3 separate regions of the Homo sapiens genome follow, and all the other regions are linked to region 3. A link is a contact called in ENCODE Hi-C data. All regions are on one chromosome and are shown on one strand. Each heading gives the region's core, a stretch centred on a gene start or an enhancer-like site at or near the end of the contact. The rest is flanking DNA. Distances are from core to core; before and after follow the strand shown.

The links. A loop is a pair of places that touch in the nucleus more often than their neighbours do. Pooled maps may share reads with other maps.
Region 1: a loop to region 3 is called in a map of B cell, with 6 times the contacts of the local background. The contact joins the promoter of LINC02458 here to the enhancer-like site in region 3. A Hi-C loop is called at or near these places in 1 of 168 maps with a recorded cell type or tissue (B cell), 2 of 37 single-sample maps with no recorded cell type and 3 of 50 pooled maps.
Region 2: a loop to region 3 is called in a pooled map, with 5 times the contacts of the local background. The contact joins two enhancer-like sites. A Hi-C loop is called at or near these places in 5 of 37 single-sample maps with no recorded cell type and 5 of 50 pooled maps.

Annotation. Positions count from the first base shown.
Region 1 is chr12:89,018,050-89,021,134 of GRCh38, reverse strand. LINC02458 (long intergenic non-protein coding RNA 2458) reads left to right here and starts at 1,443. Exons shown (of 3, transcript NR_038385.1): 1 at 1,443-1,582.
Region 2 is chr12:89,038,786-89,041,570 of GRCh38, reverse strand. No RefSeq gene overlaps it. Among named protein-coding and RNA genes, the nearest start is that of LINC02458, 20 kb to the right of the region's middle. RefSeq lists an enhancer at 2,428-2,497. Within about 2 kb of position 1,255, at least 4 of the 41 ENCODE cell types and tissues checked have a DNase peak (open chromatin) inside an H3K27ac peak, as active enhancers do.
Region 3 is chr12:90,249,435-90,252,218 of GRCh38, reverse strand. No RefSeq gene overlaps it. Among named protein-coding and RNA genes, the nearest start is that of LINC02392, 42 kb to the left of the region's middle. Within about 2 kb of position 1,323, at least 5 of the 41 ENCODE cell types and tissues checked have a DNase peak (open chromatin) inside an H3K27ac peak, as active enhancers do.

The sequences.
Region 1 (3,085 bases), core at 194-2,693, 1.2 Mb after region 3:
GCCCAGGATAGAGTGCAGTGGTGTGATCTCGGCTCACTGCAACCTCCGTCTCCCGGGTTCAAGTGATTCTCATGCCTCAGCCTCCCAAGTAACTGGGACTGCAGGCCCGCACCACCATGCCAGGCTAATTTTTTAGCATTTTAGTAGAGATAGGGTTACACCATGTTGTCTATGCTGGTCTTGAGCTCCTGAGCTCAGGCAATCCACCCATTCAGCCTCCCAAAGTGCTAAGATTACAGGCATTAGCCACCGTGCCGGGCCGGCTTTTTATGCAACTTGTCTTGACAACAAATTATCAATGTTCTCAAAATACACTTTGGGATTTTGCTTTTCAAAAGAGGCCAATGCCACCTCAATCACAGCTTTCAAACCTCCTAGCTCAAGGTTCAATGTCCTTTTCCTAGAGTCAGACAGTTGGCCCTGCCAGATTGCTGTGCACTGTCTCAGAGTATGATAGGACAATATTGGAGGTCCCAGATGTCTGCTCCTTCTGTCTCCAAGAGCCATCCTGGTCAACACCGTGTTGGCAGGTCAAAATATGTGCTGCTTGGCCATTTGCCCTTTTATGCATGATCCTGTAAATATCTGTAAGCCACCACTTACTTATCTACTCTCCCAATTATGAGCACCCAGGTTACCTCCAGTTGCTGGACACTACAAACCACACTGTCATCTTTGTGCATATATGCTTGCAAGCCTGTGTGAGGATTTATTTGAGATATATGCCCAGGAATGAAATGGCTGGATCATAGGTTATGTAGATACTTTATCTGCTTAAATAAGAACAGCAGCACCAATGTACACTTTCACATTACTCAACATCTTTACCTATGTGTCTCTGCATGCACAGGTATAAAGTCTGGAAAATTACAGTTTTGGCCTTACTCACACAACTTCCTGAAAATAATTTCTCAACCCTAGTCCCCATACATCATGAAAAGAGCCTTTCCTTATGACAATGTGGACTTGTGCTTCTTTGTCCCACCAGGTCCCTATCTATCTTTCTGCCTCCTCCCTATGCATGAAGCACCTCATCCTCAAATTTGGGGAGATCCTGTCCAATTTAAAAATTCTGCTACTCAATCATACTAAAATAGAAAGCTATGATTGATTTTGATGAGTATGACTATCTATTTGGGGTGGGAAGAAGAGATGAACATGGTTTGTTTTTTAGATGGTAAAAACAACTAAATAGAACACTAAGAGATGTGAGCAAGCACTAGAGTGGTGCCAAAATTGTTCTTCGCTCTGATCCCTCCGTTCAACAGATCTATAAAGCCCTTCCCAGTCTCTCTTCAGATGCCAGGGCTACGGGATTCCACTGGCTGTAGCACCTCATCGCCTGCTGTAGGCTCCATGACTCGTTTCCAGTCTGCCATCTTGTGGTCCTTCCTGTTGCTGCATTCATACTGGTTTACCGAGAGGGCAACAGTGGATTTAGTAGACTTCACGTAGCTTGCGTCGCTGCTCCTGTCTCCGTGTAACTCACAATAAAGAGATTTTGGCATCAACCGTGAGCTTAGGGGTAGAAGGGTATATGTTAGGAGGTGGGAGCAGAATCAATTCTTCAAATCTTAATGATGTAAGTCATAAAGATGTTTCCTCGAGCCACTGTTGATTCATTGTTAATGATTCATTGTTAATGATTCATTACTGCGTTTTCTGCAACACTAAGAAACCGTTGTTTCTACTAACTTTATAAAAAACATATAAGATAAAGAACAAGTGAAAATCCAGATTTTTTTAATGAGGTATGTATACCTTCGTGGAAAATTTGAAGACAGAGACAATGTTTTACTATTTTCATTTTTGCACCTACAGTTTCTAGCATAGGCTTGGCATCTTGTAAATATTCAATAAATGTTTGTTGAATGAGTGCGTTAATTGATTCTCCTACCAGTCTGAGCTATCAGTTATGTCTCTGTGGCTAGATGGACACCATGTCTTCCATCCCTGCCAAGAGTTCAACTGAATTCAAGTTTATAAATGGAAATGTGTGTGTATGAAGGAATTAAAACAATTCAGAAAATATAAAGTTTTAAAAACGACCTTTCCTAGACATAGTCATTGTTAATAACTGGGTATGTATCTTTCTAGACCTTTTCAATATTTCTATGTATTTACATATATAAATATACAAATCTATACACACATATAGATTTATTAAAACATAAAAGGGGTTTCTTTGGGAAATAGTTCTTGAATTTGCTTATTTTTCTTACAGTTAATACGTGTAGGAGATCATTCCATGTCCATATGTAGAAGTCTATAGCATTCTGTTTGGCAGATGGATAGCATTACATAGTATAAATGTCTCATAATGTTAAAATCATTTCCCCTTTAGTGGAAATCTTTGTTCTTACAATGTTTTCCTGTACAATTCTTGGCCATGAAACTTGGTACACAAATGTGTCTTTCTGTAGGTCAGTGTCCATGAAGTGGGGTTGCTGGTCAAAGTATATATTGTATTTAAAATTTTTCACGAATACTCCTAAATTTATTATGAATTGATACAAAGGCCTTGTCTCACGAATTAAGATTAATAAGAAATACGGAAATCATTATTACTTTTTAATTTTTAGGGATGTATTTGACATGATCCTAAATAATGTGGCTGGCTGAACTTCCTGTTTCCTAATCATTTGTATATCTTCTAGATACTTCTATATATGCTGGCTTGAAAAACTGGCACAGAGAAGCATAACTGGGCTTGGTTTTTCTTTTTCTCGTTTCTCCTATGGAGAATTCTAAGCAGCAGGTAGCACCCTGGAGCACTGTGTTTGAGCTCTGAGAGCGGTCCTTCTATGGATTCAACTGGTTCACAAAAGAAAACTTTTGCAGTATCAATATTTGATATATGTTTGACTTCATATTATTACATGACATTTCTTTTTGTCATGAAAAATGAATACTTATTTATTATAGAAAATATTAAAAATGCAGAAAAGTGTTAAAAATATAGAAATAAACTATAGTCTCATAAACCAGTGATAACTAACCTTAACATTTTGGTTTATATCTTACTAGATGTATACTGTTTTTAAACAAAATTGGGATGACACTATATTACCATTTTATAATCTGT
Region 2 (2,785 bases), core at 6-2,505, 1.2 Mb after region 3:
GAAAAAAATTTAGGAGAGTAGATGGTTGTGGATCCAGGAAATCCATCAAGCATTTTTCTTATGCTTGATGTAGAGAAGAGAGGTTTCTTTTGGGGCAGGGATAGAGGGCTGCAGATTATTCTGTATTTCAGAAGAGTACCCTTTGGGGTGGGGAGCCAATTTGGACTCTTTTCTGTAAGTCTTTGGTCTTTGCAGCATCCTGCTTTCCAGTAGGCCCATGTTCAGCACTGTTTCCTCTTTTCTACATCCAGCAAGCTGTGGCTCTGGGGTCTGGTCCGTAATATGAGGTTCCCATGGTTGCTTTTGCCAATCATCACAAACATGATGACTTAGAACAGCACACTTTGTTCTCTTACAGTTCTCGGGGGTGGGAGGGTATAAGTACAACATAGGTTTTAAGAGGGTAAAATGAAGGTGTTGGCAGGACCATGCACCCCCATCCATCCCACCACCAGCAGAGGCTCTAGGAAGAATCCCTTTTCTTACATTTTTTCTACCTTCTAGAATAGCATTTCTTGGCTCATGGCCCCTTACTTCATTGTCAAGGCCAGAATCTTCAAATCTCTCTTGACTTCTTCTTCACATCACCATCTCCTCCATGGTCAAATCTACCTCTTTTTCCTTCTTACGAGTACACTTGTGGTTGCATTTAGGGTCCACTTGGATAATCCAGGACACTCTTCCCATCTCAACAGCCTTAATTTAATCACATCTTCAAATGTGCTTTCTCTATATAAGGTAATATTCACAGGTTCCAGGATTAGATCTTGGATATCTTTGGGGGTCATGATTAGCCTGCCCTCTGCCATTTTGATTCAATATTCAAGGTGATTGTCACATCTTTTTCTCTGTGAAGGCTTCTTCTTGGAAATAAATTGGCTCATTGCCTGATTCACTTATGCTGAATATCAGTCAAACCATTTGGAAGGTTTCTGTTGAGAAATTTTTGTCTTTGTGGTTCCCATGAACCACTTACTTCCTTAGGCTCTCTTAAAATGTTCTAGACAAGCACAAAGAATGATTCACATTTATGTTTTATCTCAGATATAAATCCTTTTAATGATTCATGGGGTTTCTTACTGTGAAATCACCTTCTCAGAAGCTTCCTTTTCTAGGAATCTGATATGCTTTCAAATTTTCTATTGAAAAAATGCCTTCCTGCGCCACTTCTGTTATGTACATCTAGTGAATCCCTGTCGGCAGTGACAGGAAGTTCGCTTCCGTGCGAGGGCTGGCTGGCCCCAGGACACCTGTTGTGCTTGTGGTGAACATGAGATGTCAGGCCTGTGCTGCGCCTTCCTCCAGGCGGCCAGGTGGGAGGCCCAGCTGCTTCTCAGACCCAGGATCTTCATGGCTTTCTGCAGAGGCATGGGGTTCCTCTCATCTCGCATTTCATCTTCCACACGATTCACATTGTGTGAGGCTTCAACTCTGGGTCCCCTAGAGAATATTTTTATTCTGTGGCCTTTAGTTAGTTCATTCAACATGTGCCTGTCGAGTGCCTACTATGTATCTGACATTTTGCTGCATGCTGGGGATTTAAGGAGAAGCGAAGGACAGATCTTGCCCTCAGGATATCAAGTTGCTTAGTCAAAATAGGGTAATCCTGCATATTAATCATTTTTTAGTGGCAAGTGACAGAAACCAAATTCCATCTGGCTTAAATTTAAACTTAAACCATACTGACTTAAACATTAACTATGTAATGAAAAAGATACTTGATAATATTCTGTATCAGCTGGGGTCCAATCAGAGAACGGCTCAATCGATCAAAGGTGTCTGTGCGCGCGCACACACACACACACACACACACACACTAAGAGATTTATTACAAGAATTAGATCTATGCAATTTTGAAAGCTGGTTAGTTCATGAGTTTTCATATAGCTGTTGTCTTCATTTCTGATGCTGGAGCATGAAGACTTCAGAGCTAGCTGTCTAGCAGGAAAGTGGGATATATATATATATATATATATATATATATATATATATATATATCTGACCTCTGAGGATGGACTGGAACCTGGTCTGTGTCTTATCATCTGCAGACCACGTCAACTCCTTCCTGCAGAAGGAAAGATGGCACCCTTTGTCATCTTTCCAAGTGTCATGCTTTCCAAGTGCAAGCTAAACATGCACTTGGCCCAGGAGCCGGTGAAAGTGTAAGAGAATCTGAGGGAAGGTGGAGTAGATGTAAATCTGGCTGTTGACTCACAACAACAAAGGAAAGTCAGTAGATAACTGACAAAGCACATGCACTGCAGCAGAACCTGGTGCCCCTGCCCAGCCCTTTCAGACATAAAAACAATGTGGTTGCCTTCACCTCCACCTTCTGAATCCCATGCAAAATGTCTTTTGCGTTCCACTCTAATCAGACATTTATAGCAAAGGGGATTCTGAGTGACAGAGTGTAGCTTAGCCAAGTCAACACATGACAAAACTTCCCCATATTGGCATATGAAATGACTGGCTGGAGGTGTTCAAACCATTTCCTCAGAAATCTCTCAACTCTGTGTTTCTCTCTTTTGACTTCTTTCTGAGTCTATTCTCTCAGTTCAGCTTCATAGCCCAGTGGAAACAGAGCTTTTCTTTCTCAAGTCCTGGGCTGACGCTCATTGTCTCTGATTTGCTCAGAGGACATAGCACTCCCATTGGGCAGCCCTGTGTCACTTACCTTTTTCTGAAGTCAGGGTATGGAGCCGGCCCTGTTTTAATTACAGCACTGAGAATATGTAAGAGGTAGTTTCCCAAGAGAAAATCAAGGCATTGGTGAAAAAAAAAAAGT
Region 3 (2,784 bases), core at 74-2,573:
GAAACAATTTTTGAAATACACCATATTCATGGTCTAGTGGGATATAATAAAACTTAAACAGATTATAGTAACTTCCCCTCCTTCACTGACTTATTTATTTATTCAACAAGTTTGTTGAGCAGATGCTATGTCAATCTTGCCTTTAGTGATATAGATATATATTATGAATAAAATGCATAAAACTACTTGCCACGTGGATCTCACAGTGGAGAAGATCATTATTAATCAGACTCTAAAAGTACATAATTATAGGTAAACATATAATTTGTAAAATGTAATGGTATTAAGGACTAAAATAATAACGGAGATTTGACATACTCTTAGGGATTAGGGAATGGAGAAGGAATACATGCATGTAAATAAGCAAGGAAATTATGATTTTTAGGAATAAGAGACCAACTGAGAAGAAACAACATGTGTTTCATCCAAGTTTCACAGAGAAGTAGAGCTGGTTTTGGGTGTTAATTCCTCTTGTCCTTCACAGCACAATTATGTACAAGCACAGAGGCATTTAATGGTGCTTGAAGTTAATAGGCGAACAGTTGAATGTTGTAATTCTCAAGATGTATCGTTTTCAAATAACTTGAGCATTAGGTCTTTCAATTTTTAAATTTTACTTTTTAAAATTTGTTATTTTTCTAATTAAATATATTTACATTATGTCATGTTCATTTTTGCAACCATTCAATATAGCATAGATTATACTTTGGATGCTTAAGAAGAATCAAGAGTCAAAATTTCTTTAAGAAATTAATTTTATATCTCTTTTTAAAACTGCAGAAATAAAAGCAACCACAAAATAGACTGCAGGAAGGAAAGTAAAATTAACAGAATCATATTGTTTCTAAATAAACTACTGTTAAAGATTTTTCCAGAAGAGAATCTCACTCTTTAAAAAAATTATCATGTAGAGATAATGGTAGAATTTTATTCCATGAATGATATGTTTATTTATTACATATTCATTAAATATTTAGTAGAGGGGATTAAATTGGGAAATATTTCCATTTAAAAGCTACTTATTTATAGAGTTACTATTATTGTTTCAAAAGGCAGCATGTCAAAAATTACAGCAAAAAAAAAAATGAGTATGTTTATTTGGAAGCCAGAACCACACACTATCAAAGCCAATAAAATTGGGCAATGACCACAAACTCAGTTTCAAAGCTGAGATTCTGAGTGCTTGGGTTGTGGCAGTTATGATTTCCTGAATAAGACTTTGTGCTGGGTCCAGAATTCACTCTCTCTGACCTTCAGCCAAGAAAGGAAGTAGCGTGGGTGACCACGTTCAACACTTGCTCTGGGGATTTCTTTCTAGCCAAAGCTAAAAGGAGGCTATAACTGGGTAGCCAGGCCTGTCCTTAGCACATTCTGTATTTAGATGGCTTACTTAAACCCATTAGCAGCAATATGACCCTGCCCTATGCCCCTACAGACTTCCGAAAAGAAAAAAAAAAATAACATTGGGGCAGGGTGTTGGCTATGGAGCCAACACAAAGAGGGATGAAGAGGGGAAGAGAGAGAGGAAGGAAGAGAGGCCTTATTTATGTCTATGGGATTAGGAATCAAATAGACCAGAATTAAAACTCCAGCTCTTCTGTTTACTAGTGGTTTACTTCTAGTTAAATTGCATGCCCAGTCTGAACTTCAAGTTTTTAGTTGCGGAAAGTGTATACAGCAGTCACTACTTTAGAAAGTGGTTTTCAGTACCTGGCAGAGAGGAAACACTCAATAAATCGTCGTTTTTGTTAATGCTGTTATTATTGCTTTTGTTATGTCATCTACAGTAGGGGGAACAGGGATAAAATGCTGTTTCTCGGGAGGCTTCAAACATGCCATTGTGTGTTTGTGTGTGTGCCGCCTCTAAACCACCAGTATTCACCTCAATCAACCCTCCCCAATTTTAATTTGGATCCTTCAGGTAAAAAGCAAAGGAGCTATTCAGCACAGGAAAGGTTGAGCAATCTGCCCTAGGACTAATCTTCCCAACAGGCACTCCCATAGATGAACTGTTTCCCATCAGATAGTTGCCAGGCATGCCCCGAACGTTTTTATTTCTTAAAGTAATTTGAGTAGGTTCCTCGGGGGAGACACATTTTTAAAAAACCTTTTTTAACTAAGGCAATCCTTGCTCTCGAGCTAGTTTTAATACACCTTTGTAAAGAGCTCTTAAAAGCTCTAACCAGTTCATCAGAACGAAGATAAGTGCAGCTTAAACACATCATACCAAATAAATAAATAAAAGTAACATAAACAGAGAAAAAAAACAAGTTCTTAACAGTGCAACTTGAAAATTAATTATAGCACAACATAGAAAATAAAAATAACCTGGATACACAATTTCCTTCCAAAATAAAATTTTGCATATTGGACACAAAGTCACATGCTTCTGAGAATTGGGGGAGTTTTATTATTTCCTATGAAATTGACAAGATACAACAAGATATTTGCTTTTTTGATATCAGTATACTATGCTTCCAGGGAAGTTTTCTAAAAAGAAATATTTTAAACCAAAAAAGCTATACTTATTTTTTGGATTTTAAAAAAATGCACTTTCTCTGACAAGTGAGTAAAAAGGATATTCCCAAAAAAACCCGAGAAGAAAGGCAAATAAGTTTTACCCTCACAGAAGAAATGAAATTCACAATACGGAGGGGTAGGGCAAGAATTTACATCTTCCTGTCATTTTGAATTTGTCAAAGAGGGGGAAGACAACCAACTTCAGCTGTTAACATCAACTTCCCTCATCTTCCTATAAGTTTTTGAAAAGACCTATTTCATAGA